Linked DNA regions of Homo sapiens: region 1 is linked to region 2. A link is an interaction called in ENCODE POLR2A ChIA-PET data of the cell type or tissue named here. Cell type or tissue: PC-9. All regions are shown on one strand. Links, peaks and the distances in the headings refer to the core of each region. The heading gives the core; the rest is flanking DNA. Region 1 overlaps TRPV5 (transient receptor potential cation channel subfamily V member 5). Region 2 has its middle 31 kb from the start of OR9A2.

The links. ChIA-PET counts read pairs that join two places held together with the same protein. Peaks named below come from ENCODE experiments on the same cell type or tissue, not always from the same donor. Only the 100,000 strongest peaks of a DNase experiment are listed, where the experiment ranks them.
Region 1: POLR2A ChIA-PET joins it to region 2 with 10 read pairs; 2 of 35 experiments call an interaction of 5 or more read pairs at or near these places.

The regions. Positions count from the first base shown.
Region 1 is chr7:142,905,443-142,913,909 of GRCh38, reverse strand. TRPV5 (transient receptor potential cation channel subfamily V member 5) reads left to right here. Exons shown (of 15, transcript NM_019841.7): 13 at 1,160-1,428; 14 at 4,314-4,420; 15 at 5,102-5,809. The coding sequence ends at 5,396. Among named protein-coding and RNA genes, the nearest start is that of TRPV6, 24 kb to the right of the region's middle. In PC-9, for the core only: CTCF peaks have their summits at 4,034 and 4,243 (motif pointing left); DNase peaks (open chromatin) are centred at 699, 3,639 and 4,144; H3K27ac peaks cover 850 bases.
Region 2 is chr7:142,991,795-143,000,261 of GRCh38, reverse strand. No RefSeq gene overlaps it. Among named protein-coding and RNA genes, the nearest start is that of OR9A2, 31 kb to the left of the region's middle. In PC-9, for the core only: no CTCF peak of the experiment used is centred there; no DNase peak of the experiment used is centred there.

The DNA of each region.
Region 1 (8,467 bases), core at 394-8,393, 87 kb after region 2:
GGCAGAAAGAGGAAGGCCCAGGTCTGAAAAGCAAAAGGCCAGTAGCTCAAATTCAGTCCTCAGTGTCTGCAACTGACCATCTATTAGACAAGAAGAGGCACTAGAAGGATCCCCCCATCTCTAAAAAGCAATGACTCAGTGCAGAGGACTCTATTACTGTCCTCAGGGATTTCCCGTTCAATGGGGATTCCCACAAAACAACAGACCAAAACAAAAAACAAACAAAACAAAACAACAACAACAAAACCCCCACCAAAATCTGAAATGTGAAAGAGTAAAACCATGGCGTTCTGCCTGTTTGGAGTTTTCCACCCCAAGCCCTTATGTACCCTTTCCTCCCACTCCCTGGCCATCTACATCTATACATAACACAGATTACAAAATGAGGTGATGGTCCCAGAGTGGCTTTCTGTAGATGTCCTCTATCCAGAACTCTCTAAATGTTCACTTCTTGGCCATTGCACTTGCTTTTCTCTTAAATAAATAAGGAGGCAATGCTTTGTCATAGACCCTGTTTCTGCTCTCAGAATGTGCTTCAGCTCCCTATGCAGTGAGGAGGCTTTCAAGCAGTCCAGCGCTGTCCTGAAGTTCCCTTACGCTCACTGCTATCCAGTAGGCTCCACCCTAAGCAGGAATCCGTTTCCTATGTTGGTTCAGGTTCACTCAGGGAAGGTCAGAGTGATGGAGGGTTATCTAGAGGCCATCAAGATTAAAAAAGGGGCTCTTCTTTTAGCCTGTTCATGTGTTCTGTTCTTTAAAAATTGTTGAGGATTCCATACATTCTTGTAATAACTTGCCTTTTAAGTATTTGGTTTTCTAAAATGCAAAAACCAGTTAGGTGACCTATTATCCATTATCCATACAAACACACACGCTGCACACACAATTTTGTTGTTGTTAAATGACTATTACCATGACCATTACCCAGAGTGGTGAACTTAATCATAGGACATCTTAGGGTTAGACAGTTCCACAGGAAACTACATTTATTAGTATGTAATTATCTGTGCATGTGTGCAAGTGTATTTAGATAGATAGATAGATAGATAGATAGATAGATAGATAGATAGATCAGAGATAGAATAAGTGCTAACCATGTCCATGCTTATTGTGATAACTCCATTATCCCATCTCCATGTCCTCTTCCTGGGCGGAGCAGCGTTCTATATCATTTTCCAGACAGAGGACCCAACCAGTCTGGGGCAATTCTATGACTACCCCATGGCACTGTTCACCACCTTTGAGCTTTTTCTCACTGTTATTGATGCACCTGCCAACTACGACGTGGACTTGCCCTTCATGTTCAGCATTGTCAACTTCGCCTTCACCATCATTGCCACACTGCTCATGCTCAACTTGTTCATCGCCATGATGGGCGACACCCACTGGAGGGTGGCCCAGGAGAGGGATGAGCTCTGGAGGGCCCAGGTGAGTTTATTTGTGTTAGTCTTGCTAAGAAGCAGGGGTTGGAGAGAAAAATCAAAGTGGAAAATGTTATGGTGGATCATTCTTAAAAGAGTCACAGAAAAACCCAGTGAGGCTGTCACCTCAGAAGAGGTTTGTGTAAACCTGAGGTACATGTGGATAAATGGAAGGGACAGAAGGAGGATTAAATGGACGATAGTGGCAAGAGGTGGGGTTGTTGCTCACAGGGGAAAAGTAGACCTAGGATTGATCCTTGAGTCCAGTGGGAACTAGAAGTGACCTTGTTCTGGTATATTCCAGTTTTCAATTTGGATCTTATCTTCTATTTGCTTCTGTAAATCCCTGTTTCTCTATGATCTTTTCTTTATATCACCATAGACTGATAAATATTAGAATTAGAAGTGACCCTCAATGGCCCTCAAGTTGACCTCCTACTTAACATAATAATCATTTATTGGTCAGAATGTCATTCAATATCTTCTCTAATGCTGATTAGTACCTTATTATCTTGCAAATTCAGGTAGAGGTTGGGAGGAAGGGAGTTTTCCCATATTTTTAAAGATTTTGTTATTAGACATTTATGTCGCATTGAGCTAAAACCTATCTTCTTAAAATTTCATTCTTTGGCGCCAGTCTTTCCCTCTCATATATCACAGAACACATTCTTCCATATAAGCACCATTCAAATATTTGAATATAGCCATCATTTTTCCCTTAGACTTTTCATTCATTTAATGATGATCATTTAGACCCTGCTATGTGTTGACAAATGCCTAGGAGCTAGGGACATGAGCATAAACACAACAGACACCATATGTGCCCTCATGGAGCTGACGGTTTAGTTGGAAAGACGGGCATGAAGTGAATGACTTCACAAAAAGCTGTAAAATTACAGCAGCAAAAGTGCTATAGAGAATGTAAGGTGCTAAGAGGAGGATACAACAGAGGAATCGGACTGGGAAGTGAAGACATGCTTTCCTGAGGGAGCAACATTTAAGATGAGAACCCAAAGGTGAGCAAGAACTAGGTAGTTAAAAGGAAGGAGGGAAAAGGATGAAGGTCAAGGTTAGTAGCAATTAGGACTCTTGGCTACAGGGACAGAAAACCAAACTCAAACAGACTTGCAGATTTTTAAACAGGGGGAAGAGGATGTGTTAGTCCTCATAAATGGGAAGTTTAGAGAATTAAACTAACTTTAGAGGTATCTGGCCAGAATGCAGATCCACATCTTATACATTACATCCATTCCTCTGTTCGGCTCTCTTTTGACCTCTCTTCTAAGGCAAGCTCTCCCATCGTGTTTGTGAGATCATTTCTAGAAGCTCCAAACTCCAAAAAGAATGAGGATGTGCAATGCAACACGCAGCTCCGAGGGCCCCACTCACGTTGTATTCTGTGAGGCTCCTGGTGCCAGGCAAAACTGCAGGCTTTAAAAGAACATCTTTCCCCCTGCCAATTCCTTCCATGTTCCATCTCATGGGAACACATTCGGGTCATAGGCACATCGTTGAATCTAAGGAAAGACCAAGGACTAGATAGTGGAGGTGTTGGTGATGGTGGTGGAGGGGAGGTTTGGGGGAAAATAGATTAATTAAGCACAACTGTGTGAAGCCCAGTCCACTCAAACCAATGCACTAAAAGTGATGAGGGAGCAATTCCCTAAATGAAAAATGGGTGCTGTTACCCGAGGAAGGACGGGGCTGCATGATGGCTCAGGAGGAACAATAAACATTTCTTTCAAGGCAAAGAAGAACAGCTATCCAGGGTAAGAGCACAGAATGACTGGAAGTCCTGAGCTAGGAGGGAACTTGGTGCAATTAAGAAACTGAAAGAAGTGTGGAGTAATGAGGAAGATAGGGAGTAGAAAAACATGAGGTGAAGAATTTGCTATTTTGAAGATTGCACTCCTTCAATTAGGAAGCCTTCCTGGTTCTGATCTATTCTGATTGCACCCTTTTGTCCATGCTCTAATAGATCATGGTTTCTTTGAAACTAGAATAGTCCCCAGTATGATTAGGGCAATGCGGTACAAAGCGGGACTATGCCTTTCCTTACTTGGACATAATGCTAAGGGTACCTAAAGCTGAGTCAGGTCTTTTAGCAAATATACAAATGGCCCTTATTAAGCTTGTGATCAGCTAGCACTCCCACACCTTTGTTCTATGACTCACTTATCTAAGCTTCCTAAATGTAAATATAGGACCTTAGATTTGGTTTACTTAAATTTCTTGTTAATGATTTTACACCAGCATTCCAATCTAGCGAGATAATTTTATATTGCTTCTGTTGCCCCACATATTACATATCCCTCCCAGTTTTGTGTCACAGGCATATTTGATAAGCTTGTTTCCCATGTTTCATCTAAGTAATTAATGAGGGCTGAGCAAAGGACAGAACGTGTGGTGGACTTGCTACCAGAAATTTCCCTGCCAACTTGCAGTCATTAATCAACCCTTTTCCTTCCTAAGATGTGGATATTTAATTTGCTGAAAATTCCCTGAACAGTAACAGTATCAATTCATCCCCAAGATCGTAGAGATTCTCTTTAATCATTTTATTTAAATCGAGATAATTGGTCTGTGGCTTTTATATGAAAAAGAAGTTGAGATTAGTTTGGAGTGACTCATTCTCCATGAGTGAATAGTAATGTAAGGGCAACTATTTTATTCAAAACACTCACAAAAAATCCTCTCTCATTTCTTGATGAGTGAAGCTGGTTGCATGGTGCCTGGCACAGGCTGTGGGGTGAATAGGTGGCTGTTCTCACCACTGACCTCTAGTGTCCTATCTCACAGATTGCCTTTGGTTCCCTTTATCAGTGGCCTCAGTGCCTCTTTGAACCTCATGGCTCTTTCAGAGTTCTTCCTGTATCTCCTGCCTCCTTCCAGGTCGTGGCCACCACAGTGATGCTGGAGCGGAAGCTGCCTCGCTGCCTGTGGCCTCGCTCCGGGATCTGTGGGTGCGAATTCGGGCTGGGGGACCGCTGGTTCCTGCGGTGAGTGATGGTGTGCACATGCAAAACTGCAGATGTGTATAAGGCCACGGAAGCAAGGGTGACCGACAGGCGTCCTGGAGCCTACATTAGCCTGTCTAGGGGAGGGGGCTGGAGCTGAAGTGGAGGGGTACGAAGAATGCTGTGTGTACCTCAGGGCAGCCACGTGTAAAAGGTTGTGTGCATGTGTCCATGCTCAGACGTCAGCATGGGTTACCAGACTTGCTGTAACCTTGTTCTGAGCTGACCTTCATCTCCAGTGTACTTTTGGCTTGGATCTAACTTCCTCCTTCATATTCTGCCCTCATCTCCCGGCGTGACTCTCCTCTCTCCTCAAATTTACTTCCTGAATTGCATCTCGTCATCCTTGTGACACGCTTATCTATTAGTTGGCTCTGTTTTCTCTTTCACATTCCTACGTATTAGTAACACACAAACACACACACACCTGTGTGCGTCCTACCACCCTGCAAGCCCTGATTGCTCAGCCTCCATTATCTCTATCCCAGGTTAGCCTGCCCTCCATCACCTCCCTTCACTTGATCCCAGATACTCTTCCTGTTTCAACTCTGCTGCCTTATTTCTGCTTCCCTCTTGACCCTGCTTTCTAAATGGTCACCTCTACTTCTCCCCTGCCCATGTCTCCCCACCTGGATTGAGTCCTTTCCCCTTTCCCCTTATCAGGGTTGAGAACCACAATGATCAGAATCCTCTGCGAGTGCTTCGCTATGTGGAAGTGTTCAAGAACTCAGACAAGGAGGATGACCAGGAGCATCCATCTGAGAAACAGCCCTCTGGGGCTGAGAGTGGGACTCTAGCCAGAGCCTCTTTGGCTCTTCCAACTTCCTCCCTGTCCCGGACCGCGTCCCAGAGCAGCAGTCACCGAGGCTGGGAGATCCTTCGTCAAAACACCCTGGGGCACTTGAATCTTGGACTGAACCTTAGTGAGGGGGATGGAGAGGAGGTCTACCATTTTTGATTAACATCGCTATCACTCTTGACCTTACTCCCGGTTGGCCTGGGGGCGGGGACAGAGACGGAGACCTCTGCCTATGCAAGTGTCTAACTTCTGTGCCTGTTAATCATGGGAGGGTGAGACAGAACAATCCCTAAAGGGTCATGCCTCACACTTCACATCAGAATTTCTGGCAATGGGCAATGGTCATCGATTGTCTCACGTATTTTCTGGGCTCTTGCAAGTCACCCATCTCAGGAAAAAGGAGGTTGGCAACTAAAGACATGAGGCAGGGATGCTAGATTAATGTCAGGACCATTTCTCTTCTGCCCCACGCAGCCCCTAGAAAGTAGTAAGCTGTGAGGCTTTTCTGGCTCCCCAGGGCTTACGTGGGAAGAGCCAGGCATGGCATAGAGGTTGTGGCCCTTCTTTTTTTCCCAGCCTCCTGTAGGTCTCTCTCTCCACTTAGCAAGCAAACACCAACTGCAATAAAAAAGTCTCCTTATTCTTGCCTTCTTTAATTTTTTACTGTGGCACAATACATGTCACATAAAATTTACCATATTATCCATTTTCAGATGTGCCATTCAGTGGCATTAAGTACATTCACATTGTTGTGTAACCATCACCATTATTCATTTATGGAACTTTTTCATCATTCGGAACTGAAACTCTAATCCCCATTGAACAATAACTCTCCAGCTATCTCTCTGCCCTGGTCCCTGATAACCAATATTCTGCTTTCTGTCTATGAATTTAACTATTCTAGGTATCTTATGTAAGTGGGATTCTGCAATCTTAGTCCAAAATTTGACACAGTTTGTTTATTTATTCATCTACCAATGGACATTTGAGTTTTTTCTACCTTTTGGCCGTTGTGAATAATGCTGCTATCAATATGGTATACAAATATCTGTTCTAGTTTCTATTTTCAGATACTTTGGGCATACACCTAAAAATGGAATTGCTAGACAATTCTTATGTTTAGTTTTATGAGGAACTGCCATACTGGTTTTCACAATAGCTTTCACCATTTTACATTCCCTTCTAATGGGTGTGAAGTGGCTTCACATTGTAGTTTTGATTTGCCTTTCCCTAATGACTAATGATACTGAGCACGTTTTTATACACCTATTTATTGGATGTTTATATACCTTCTTTGGAGAAATGTCTTTTCAGTTTATTTGTCCATTTTCGAATTAGGTTTTTGTTGTTGTTGAATTGCCTTATCTTTGCTTTTTGAGGCTCACAGTCTGAAGTGTTTGCATCCTGGTGTGTTTTTAAGAATGTATGGTAAATTAGGCCTATATTTGAATGGCCTAATCATTTCTTTTCCAGGACCCTCCTGCTCTGTCCCTAGCAGCTAATCATCCTTGTGCCTGGAGGCAACAGGCTCCTGCTTGTTCTCCTGACATAGCCATCCTCCATTCCCATCTCCCTTTGCCCCACACTGAGTTGTGAAAGGAACAGCAACAATAGAGGAAGGGTCATCCCTCTCCAGGAGGGAAATTAGGAATCATGTGTCCAGGGCACCCATTATAGGTGCTCATGGTCAGCCTCTCTTGTGTCTCCAGCACTATACTTCTAATCCCAGCCCCATCATCACCCTTAGCAAAAAGCCATGTCAGCTTTTCAAAGGACTGTGGTCTGGGATAACAAAGAAGTAAGTGGTATTTGTGAAACCACAGACAGTTAATTCAGATACACCAGCCCAGGGCTGAGTGCCCAGCAGTGAGGGATTGCACAATGTGTATACACACGCCCGCACACACTGGGACACAGTGGTGGCAGGGTATGTAAAACTGCTCAGTCACCATCATTCTTCTTTATTCTCTTCATAGTAGAAGCACTTTAAAATTCTGCTTCTGTAGTCCTTTTTTTTTTTTCTTGAGACAGGGTCTTGCTCTGTTGCCCATGCTGAAGTACAGTGGTGTGATCACTGCTTACTGCAGCTTCGACCTCCTGGGCTCAAGTAATCTTCCCCCATCAGCCTCCCAAGTAGGTGGCACTACAGGTGTGCACCACCACACCCAGCTAATTTTTGTATTTTTTTTAGAGATGGGGTTTTGCCATGTTGCCCATGGCTAGTCTTGAACTCCTGGTCTCAAGCAATCCACCTGCCTCGACCTCCCACAGTGCTGGGATTACAGCATGAGCCACTGCACTAGCCCTGTAATCTTTTTAATACTTGCTTAACTTGTCTATAAACTTATATGTCTTTTGATTTGAGCCCTTGGCCTGCCCCCAGGTATTGTCCTTTGTCCTGGCTTGTGCACCTGGTATGTAATTAAAATTGCTTACTGCCTAGGTTTTTCACTAAAATAAGAATTACTAAGAGTTAACATTATAAATTAATGAATGTAATTAAAACTACTAGGTACATACAATGTGTATTAAACAGGTAGGCTGTGTTTTTTTTTGGAGAACAAATGTTAAAATAAGTCATGGGAGTGTGGTTCTTTTTTAAGAGAAAGTGTTTTTTTCTAGTTTAGAGGATTTTAAGGACTGTTTCAAGTTAACAGAAACGACAAAACTGAAGGTTTAAGCAAGTCGTAGAAGGTTTGTGGAAGATTGATCTTGTAAAAGGAATTTTGTGTGTGATCAAGTTTGGCTAAAATTTTAAGGGGATTATTTAGATATTATACAAATTGAACATTCATATAAATAGCACATTGATGCAGGGTCAGAATCTGAGCACCTGTGTGAGGCAGGATTTTCTTGGAATATTGATGTGTTCTTTAACACAAATTTGTAAAGTTTATAAAAGCCTCATGGAAATCTTACCTTACAATCAAACTAATTAAAATTTGGTAGATTTGCTTATAAGATTCTATTAAAGCTTTAGAATTAACAATACAGTAATACAAAAATAAAATTTGGTTTTCTCTTTTAAATAAGATTTTTGTATAATATTAAGAGATAGTAAAAGATTTTCATTTGCCCTTTGAATAAACTGCCAAAAAAATTAAAGAAGAAGGAGAGGAGAGACAGATTCAGTTGGCTTCACACTGTCTCTATTAGGTCCTATTTTTTAGAAAACTGAGGTCTTCTTTATCAAGGAGTAAAGATTTCTGCTTTTTTTTAAAATTGGTGAG
Region 2 (8,467 bases), core at 149-8,148:
ATTATGCTTTGATGCTTTAATATTTGAATATAGTTATATCTTCTTTTGATATTCTGGCACTTTTAAAAACATCTGTATTTGGGGTACTATATGATCCTGATTCTCTAAGTGTTATAATTAACATATATATCTTATTAATCCAAAACTCAACTATGTAGTCTTTCTAGAACATAGCTAGGAATCAGAAAATAGCAAAATAAACCAGCAAGCAGACAAAATAAATGTTACAAAGTCCATGAACCACATAAAGCTTAGCCACTTTACTCACAGGAAGTCTGTTAGAGTCCCTTTTATCTGTTTGTTTATTTATTGGAAATAAGCTTGATAAAATGATTTACTCATAGAAAGGAGATAAGAAAAGACAGGTCTACTGAAAACAACAAGCAGTGTGTTAGCTCTCAATCAAGAGACATGTTGAGAGAAATTAAAAACCAACTGTACAAAGCTGACCAAAGGACTTAAGACATTTTTGTTCATTTAGTGCAGGAGCAAACCTTCTCTGAGATCATGTATATATGACAGTGGCATCCTAATGATCGTCTTGAGAAACCAAGAAGACATTCAGGTATGCTCAATAGAATCTATTAAGACTGATTTTCATGCCTAACATTTAAATAAAATATAAAAACTTTTGATGATTAAGTCTAAAACTTAGAGTCTCTGGAAAATGGAATAACACATTTCAGGTTGGTGGTGTTTTGGAGTATATTTTTAAATGCTTAACTGAAGATATCACCAAATGCCAGAGTAATTGGTCAGAGATTTCTTTTTCTATTGAACACAAATGAAAACATCAGTATCAAAAATTGGCAGTAGATATGCAAAAAGGGAGTCAGGAAAATTATTCTTGTACAAGAAAACAACTTTATAAGAGCTCAGGAGAAACTTCTAACTTTTCTACAGTGGAATGACTCCAACAATCACAGTCAAAATTTAAAGAATGGGTAATATGTTTTAGCAAATAAATGAGAGGAATTGTAGCAGTCATTAATCTAGGACAGGTTAGAATAAAAGAGGTGGTAACATAATGATTAACCATTTAACAGAGTGATTAGGACTATTGCTGGCATACTCTTTGACCCAGCTATCCATTTCCAGGAATTGTTTTTCTAAATGTACTTACACGAGGATGCGAGGGTGCGGAGATATGTACAAAAGGACACATACACCCTTGTTGGAAACACATATATCCCTTGTTGGAAACATATATATCTTTTGCTTTAAAATAATTCAACTTGGCTGGGTGCAGTGGCTCACGCCTATAATTCCAGCAGTTTGGGAGGCCGAGGCGGAAGGAATGCTTATGCTCAGGAGTTTAAAGCCAGCCTGGACAACATAGGAAGACCTCATCTCTACAAATAATTTTAAAAATTGGCTGGGCTTGGTGGCGGGCACCTGTAGTCCCAGCTACTCAGGAGGCTGAGGTGGGAGGATCGACCCTGGGAGGTCAAGGTTTCAGTGAAGTGTGATCACACCACTGCACTCCAGCTTGAACAACTAAGTAAGACTTTGTCTCAAAAAAATAAAAATAAATAAAATAAAAGAATGCAACTGGAAGCAGCTTAAGTGTCTAAGGAAAGGGAACTGATTAAATAAATTCTGTTGTATTTATTAAATGGAATACTTACTACGTAACCATTAAATAGAAGTGGGGAATACTATATATATTGATATATAAAATTGACTACTTTAAAATAAATAAAAAGAAAGCTATAGAATACCATACAAGGTATCATATATTTTGTTTAAAAACATTTCTGTGTGTGTGTGTGTGTGTGTCTGTGTGTCTTAGGATATGATTAGGAAAAGGGTTAGAAAGATACCCATTGACCTGTTATATCACTTGGCTGAAGATATGGGGTGAATGGACAACGGGCCAGAAATGTTCACATTACTTTATGCATAGCTGTAGTTCTTGATTTTGTAAAGTTATTTTTAAAGTGTCTATAAAGAAGATTATTGTTGTTAACCTTGAAAAGTTAATTGATGGGATAGACTAGGAAATCAAACCCAAACTATAATTGGATTAAAATAAAGCATTAAAAATGACAAAACTTGAGAATGGTGTATAATAATCTGTCTTGGATATAAAGAGAATTTCTGAATAGGTGGTGTCAAATGATTAAAAGTTATTATAATGAATAGGAATTGTTTTATCTGCCTAGAATGCCTTCCTCCTTTCTCTGAGGGAGCAACTTTTTCCCTTGGGAAATGCTCCTTTCACCTTTGCAAACATTTGGCTTAAGAATATGTGATTTTCCTTCCCAGTCTATGCACCTGACCACAAGTGATGATAGGCCTGAAGGTGCACACATAACTCAAACTGGGCCAACCATTTAGACACCACTTCACCCCAGTGATAAGAGGTGGTGTTGGTGTCTACCTGACTCAAGCAAGACCAATCACAGCTCTCCCTCAGCATATGCCAAACTGGACTTGGAGGAGAAGGAGTGTCATTCCTTTGTTGATATTGGGACTCAAAGGTGCATTCCTAGAGCACCCACGTGGAGGAAGCCAGGTTGCAGAAGAGATAATGGAGCCAGTGTTAGAAAGAAGCTATGATAAGGAGTTGAGGGCAAAATAGTCCAGCTATACCACTGCTCCTCTTCCTTTCTTGTGGTTACATAGGAAAAAAATTATCTTCTTGACTAAATTAGTTCGGGTTGGGTATCAGACGTTCACATCCAGAAACATACTGACCAATAATAGAAAAAAAAAAACTGGTAAACAAGCCAACACAGTTACTTGCTTCCACCTTTTATTTCAATGCAATGTAATGATGATACGTGAATCTAAAAATAAACTGATAATATTCAAAATATTGCAGACTACAACCTTTATTCTTTTTTTTTTTTTCTTTTTGAGACAGAGTTTTGCTCTTGTTGCCCAGGCTGGAGTGCAGTGGCGCGATCTCGGCTCGTTCCAACCTCTGCCTACCGGGTTCAAGCGAGTCTCCCACCTCATTCTCCTGAGTAGTTGGGACTACCATTGCCTGCCACCATGCCCAGCTAATTTTTGTATTTTTTTTAGTAGAGATGGGATTTCACCATATTAACCAGGCTGGTTTCAAACTCCTGACCTCAAATGATCCACCCACCTCGGCCTCCCAAAGTGTTGGGATTACAGGCATGAGCCACCGTGCCTAGCCTAGGATGACTACAACTTTTAGAACCTATATCATAAAATCCTTGAAGAGGACAATATTTGTAAGTTATTGAAGAAAACCTACTCCCCCAAAGACCATTTTTTCTGGTTAGGTGATCATTTATTTGGAAACAAAACAAAAAGTAGAAAAATTACTCACAGATTCAAAGGCCAGAGAGAGATTTGCTGACCACATTTATTATCTCTGAATAACATTTAAAGTTATTTTTCTAAGAAACTTACTGAGTGGGAAAATCATGTTGAAAGCTATCATTGAGAACCCTGACAGCTAATGGATTGATGTCATGACTAGTATAATGCTGGATTTAAAACCCTAGATGAGATCAAAAAAGAGAATGGAGACAAACATTTAGACGTAAACCCACTAGTACAAAACTTCACATTAAAGAAAGAAATCCAACATTTTTTTTCCAGTTTAGAAATAGAAATTTTGTTTACACTTTAAAAAAATTGAGGTACAATATATGTATAAAATTTACAATCTTTACCGTTTTAAACGTACCATAATAATAAATACATTTATATTATTATTTTCCCCTTTATCCCTCCCTCCTTCTTACCCGTCCTGGCATCTAGGTAACCACCATTTTATTCTCTGTCTTCATGAGATTTACTTTTTTAGCTTATATAAGTGAGATCATGCAATATGTATCTCTCTGTGCATGGCTCATTTCACTGAACATAATGGTATCTAGTTCCACCCATGTTGCTGCAAACGACAGGATTTTACTCTTTTTTATGGCTGAATAATATTTCATTGTGTACATATAACACATTTTTTAATCCATTCATCTGTTGATGGACACTTAGGTTGATTCCAAATTTTGGCTATTTTGAATAGTGCTGCATTAAACATGAGAGTGCAGAGACTCTGCACTCTGTTTAATATATTGCTTTCCTTTGTTTTGGATGTGTACCTAGTAGTAAAATTGCTGGATGACATGGCAGTTCTATCTTTAGTTTTGTGAGGAACCTCCATGCTATTCTTTTTAGGGGCCGCAATAATTTACATTCCCACCAGCAGTGGATGAGGGCTCGCCTGTCTAGACATCCTCACCAGCATCTGTTATTGCCTGTCTTTTTGATACAAGTCATTTTAGCTGGGATGAGATGATATCTTATTTTGGTTTTGATTTGCATTTCTCAGATGATTAGTGATGTTGAACATTGTTTTCAAATACCTGTTGATCATTTGTATGTCTTCTTTTGAGAAATGTCTGTTCAGATCTTTTGCCCATTTTAAAACTGAATTATTTTTGTTTGTTTACTTTGCTATTGAGTTCTTCGAGCACCTTATGTATTCTGGCTGTTATTAATCACTTGTCAGGTAGATACTTTGCAAATATTTTATCCCATTCTGCGAGTTGTCTTCTCGTTTTGTTGACTGTTTCCTTTGCTGTGCAGAAGGTTTTTAGCTTGCTGTAATCTCATCATATTTTTGCTTTGGTTGTCTGTGATTTTGAGATCTTAGACAAAGAAATCTTTCACCAGATCAATGTGCTAGAACATTTCCTCAAAGTTTTCTTCCAGCAGTTTCATAGTTTCAGGTCTTAGATTTCAGTCTTTAATCAATTTTGATTTGATTTGTGTATGTGATGAGGGATAATGGTCTAATTTCATTCTTCTGCATATCCCAGCACCATGTATTGAAAAGATTATCCTTTCCTCAGTGTATGTTCTTGGTGTCTTTGTCAAAGATGAGTTGGCTATAAATGCATGGGTTTATATCTCAGTTCTCTAGTATGTTCCATTGTCTATATGTCTGCTTTGATGCCAGTACCATGCTGTTTCAGTTACTATAGCTTCATAGTAAATATTGAAGTCAGGTGGTGTAATGCCCCCAGCTTTGTTCTTTTTGCTCAGGATTGAGCTGGCTATTTGGGATATTTTGTGGTTATGTATACATTTAGGATTTTTTTTTCTGTTTTTTGTGAAGAATGTCACTGACATTTTGATAGAGATTGCATTGAATCTGTAAGATGCTTTTGGTATATTGTCATTTTAACATTATTAATTTTTCCAATTCATGAGCATGAAATATCTTTCCATTTTCCATGTCCTCTTCACTTTCTTCCATCAGAGTTTTGCAGTTTTCCTTGTATAGATCTTTCATGTCTTTAGTTAGATTGATTCTTATGTATTTTATATTTTTTGTAGCTATTGTAAGTGGGATCGTCTTCTTGATTATTTTTTTCAGATTGTTTGACGCTGGTGCATATAAATGCCACTAAATTTTGTATGTTGATTTTTGTGTCCTGCAACTTTATTGAACCCATTTATCAGTTCTAACAGTTATTTTTGAGGGATACAGTCTTCAGGTTTTTCTAGGTATAAGGACATGTCATTTGCAAATAAGGCTAATATGACTTCTTTCTTTCCAATTTGGATGCCCTTTATTTCTTTATCTTGCCTAATTGCTCTGGCCATGACTTCCAGTATTCTATTGAATAACAGTGGTGAGAGTATGCATCCTTATCTTGTTCCAGTCCTTAGAGGAGAGGCCTTCAATTTTTTCTCTGTTCAGTATGATGTTAGCTGTGAGTTTGTCATATATGGCCTTTATTGCTTTGAAATATGTTCCTTCTATATGTATTTTTATGAGAAATTTTATCATGAAGGGATGTTGAATTTTATGAAATACTTTTTCAGCATCTATTGAAATAATTATATTTTTTTTGTTCTTGATTCTGTTAAACTGAACTCCTTAGGGTTAGTCACTGGATTTTTGCTTTGTCCTTTCGGGGAGGTCATGATTCTCTGCAGTTGTTTCTTGTGGAAATATGTCCACATCTTTGCATGGGAGGATTATTTATTCCAATCTTCTCTGTTTGGCTTATTTTGGTTTTTAATGGATACATTTGCTTACTGAATCTTTACTGCTAGGTTGCTGTCTAATTTTAAATTTTTATTTACATTCTCTTAGTTGACCTCCTAGAGTACTTCTTTTTTAAATTTTACTTCAAGTTCTGGGATACATGTCCAGAACGTGCAGGTTTGTTACATAGGTATACAATATGTGCCATGGTGGTTTGCTGCACCTATCAAACCATCATCTAGTTTTTAAGCCACACATGCATTAGGTATTTGTCCTAATGCTCTCCCTCCCCTTGCCCCCCACCCTCTGACAGGCTCCAGTGTATGATGTTCCCCTCCCTGTGTCCATGTGTTCTCATTATTCAACTCCCACTTATGAGTGAGAACATGTGATGTTTGGTTTTCTGTTCCTGTGTTAGTTTGCCAAGAATGATGGCTTCCAGCTTCATCCATGTCCCTACAAAGAACATGAACTCATTCTTTTTTATGGCTGCATAGTATTCCATGGTGTATATGTGCCACATTTTCTTTATCCAGTCTATCATTGATGGGCATTGGGGTTGGTTCCAAGAATACTTCCACATGCTCCTTTACCTTTGCAATGAATAGCTATGCCAACTCAGATACGTGCTATTATAACATTCCTCCTCATTAATAACAACATCTTTGTACTGAATAATGTCACTAGCTCGTCATTACAGGTGATTATTTTAGTCTTTATGTTAAACAATTGAAAATTATTTTGATCAAAACATCTTTTTAAAGTGAGATTTAAGTTTTATTATTTATTTATTTTCCTTCCAACTTTTATTTTAGGTTCAGGGGGTACATGTGCAGGTTTGTCACATGAGTAAAATGCAGGTTATTTCACTACCCAAAACTGCAACTTTGAATTCTTGGTCAGAGAGCTCACGTATTGCCATCTCATTAGGGTCAGTCACTGGATTTTTGTTTTGTTCTTTTAGGGAGGTCATGGTTCTCTGTTTGCAGTTGTTTCTTGTGGGTATATGTCTATATGTTTGCATTAAAGGATTGTTCATTTCAATCTTCTCTGTCCAGCTTGTTTTGGTTTTTATTGGACATATATGCTTAGTGAATCTTTACTGCTAGGTTGCTGCCCTTTTTTCAGCTCAAGATGGTGCCAGGTTCACCTCAGCTGTAGTAAATGATCAGAGCACTGCCTATCCTGAATGGGGGAGATCCCAAAGGGATTATCTAGGTGGTATCAAGGCTGGCTAGGGCTTTGTGCCCAGGGGACCTGTGGAATGTACCTTCTAAAGCATGGTGCTGCTGAACAACCACTCTGATTTGGCGTCTTCTTTAGCTAATAGATCAATTTCCGCAGCTGTGGATGTTAGTCATGCCTACACACTTTGTCTCTGCCTCTCCCTAGGGATATTTCTCCCTTTAGGCAGTCTTTATGCTTTCTCTGGGTTAAGGCAAGAAAAGGTCTCCTGCCAGAGCACCCAAGATGATGGGGAAGCTGGTTAACTCCCTCAATCATACTTTTTCAAGTGTAGATTGTGTTGGGGGACGATTTTCCATGTACTTGTTGCTGGGCAGAATGGTGGGGGAGGAGCTTTGCAGATGTGTAAGTCCGATTCTCTTACCATCTGCTTAGTTTTTTTCACTTCTCTGTGGCCTTGGAAACTATTTCATTCTCGTATTTGACTTCTGGGTTGTTGCTGGTGAAAATCTTGGCACTGTATAACTGTTTTCAGTTTTTTGCAGGGGAAAGTGAAACCATCTTGCTTCTATATTGCCATTTTGGAACTGGAAGTAAAAAATCTTTGTATTAGTTAACTTTGTGGAATTGAATTAAATAAAGCTATCTTCAACTCATTTTAGAAGAACATGTAAATATTGTCTATGTATAAAAAGGCATAATTGTTAAAGCAAAACAGGATAAGAAGTATAGGAAGGGGACAAAACAATTTCGTTGAGTGGATTTCAACCATAATTACTATTTTGGAAAACAAAAACAAAAATAAAACCCATCTCTCAGAAAACTATCATTCTAAATTGAAAAACAAAGTCAATTTATACAATTTTAAAAATTGGAGATGAGCTATGACATTTCTAAATTACAGGGAAAGTATACATAATATTCAAAATGGTAGAAATCATAGCGTGGCATAGTGGCTTAGGCCTGTAATCCCAGCCTTGTGGGAGGCCAAGGTGGGCAGATCAGTTAAGACTAGGAGTTCGAGACCAGCCTGGCCAACATGGTGAAACCCCATCTCTACTAAAGAATTGTTTGAACCCGGGAGGCGGAGGTTGCAGCGAGCCAAGATAGCGCCACTGCACTCCAGCCTGGGTGACAGAGTGAGATTCTGTCTCAAAAAAAAAAAAAGTAGAAATCAACACATAAATTATTAAGCATAGGGGTAACTATATAATGTAATGAAAAGGCACAATAGAAAAGAACACTTAACAACTTTACATTCAATTAAACAATGTATCATTAAAACATTAATGCACAATTGTT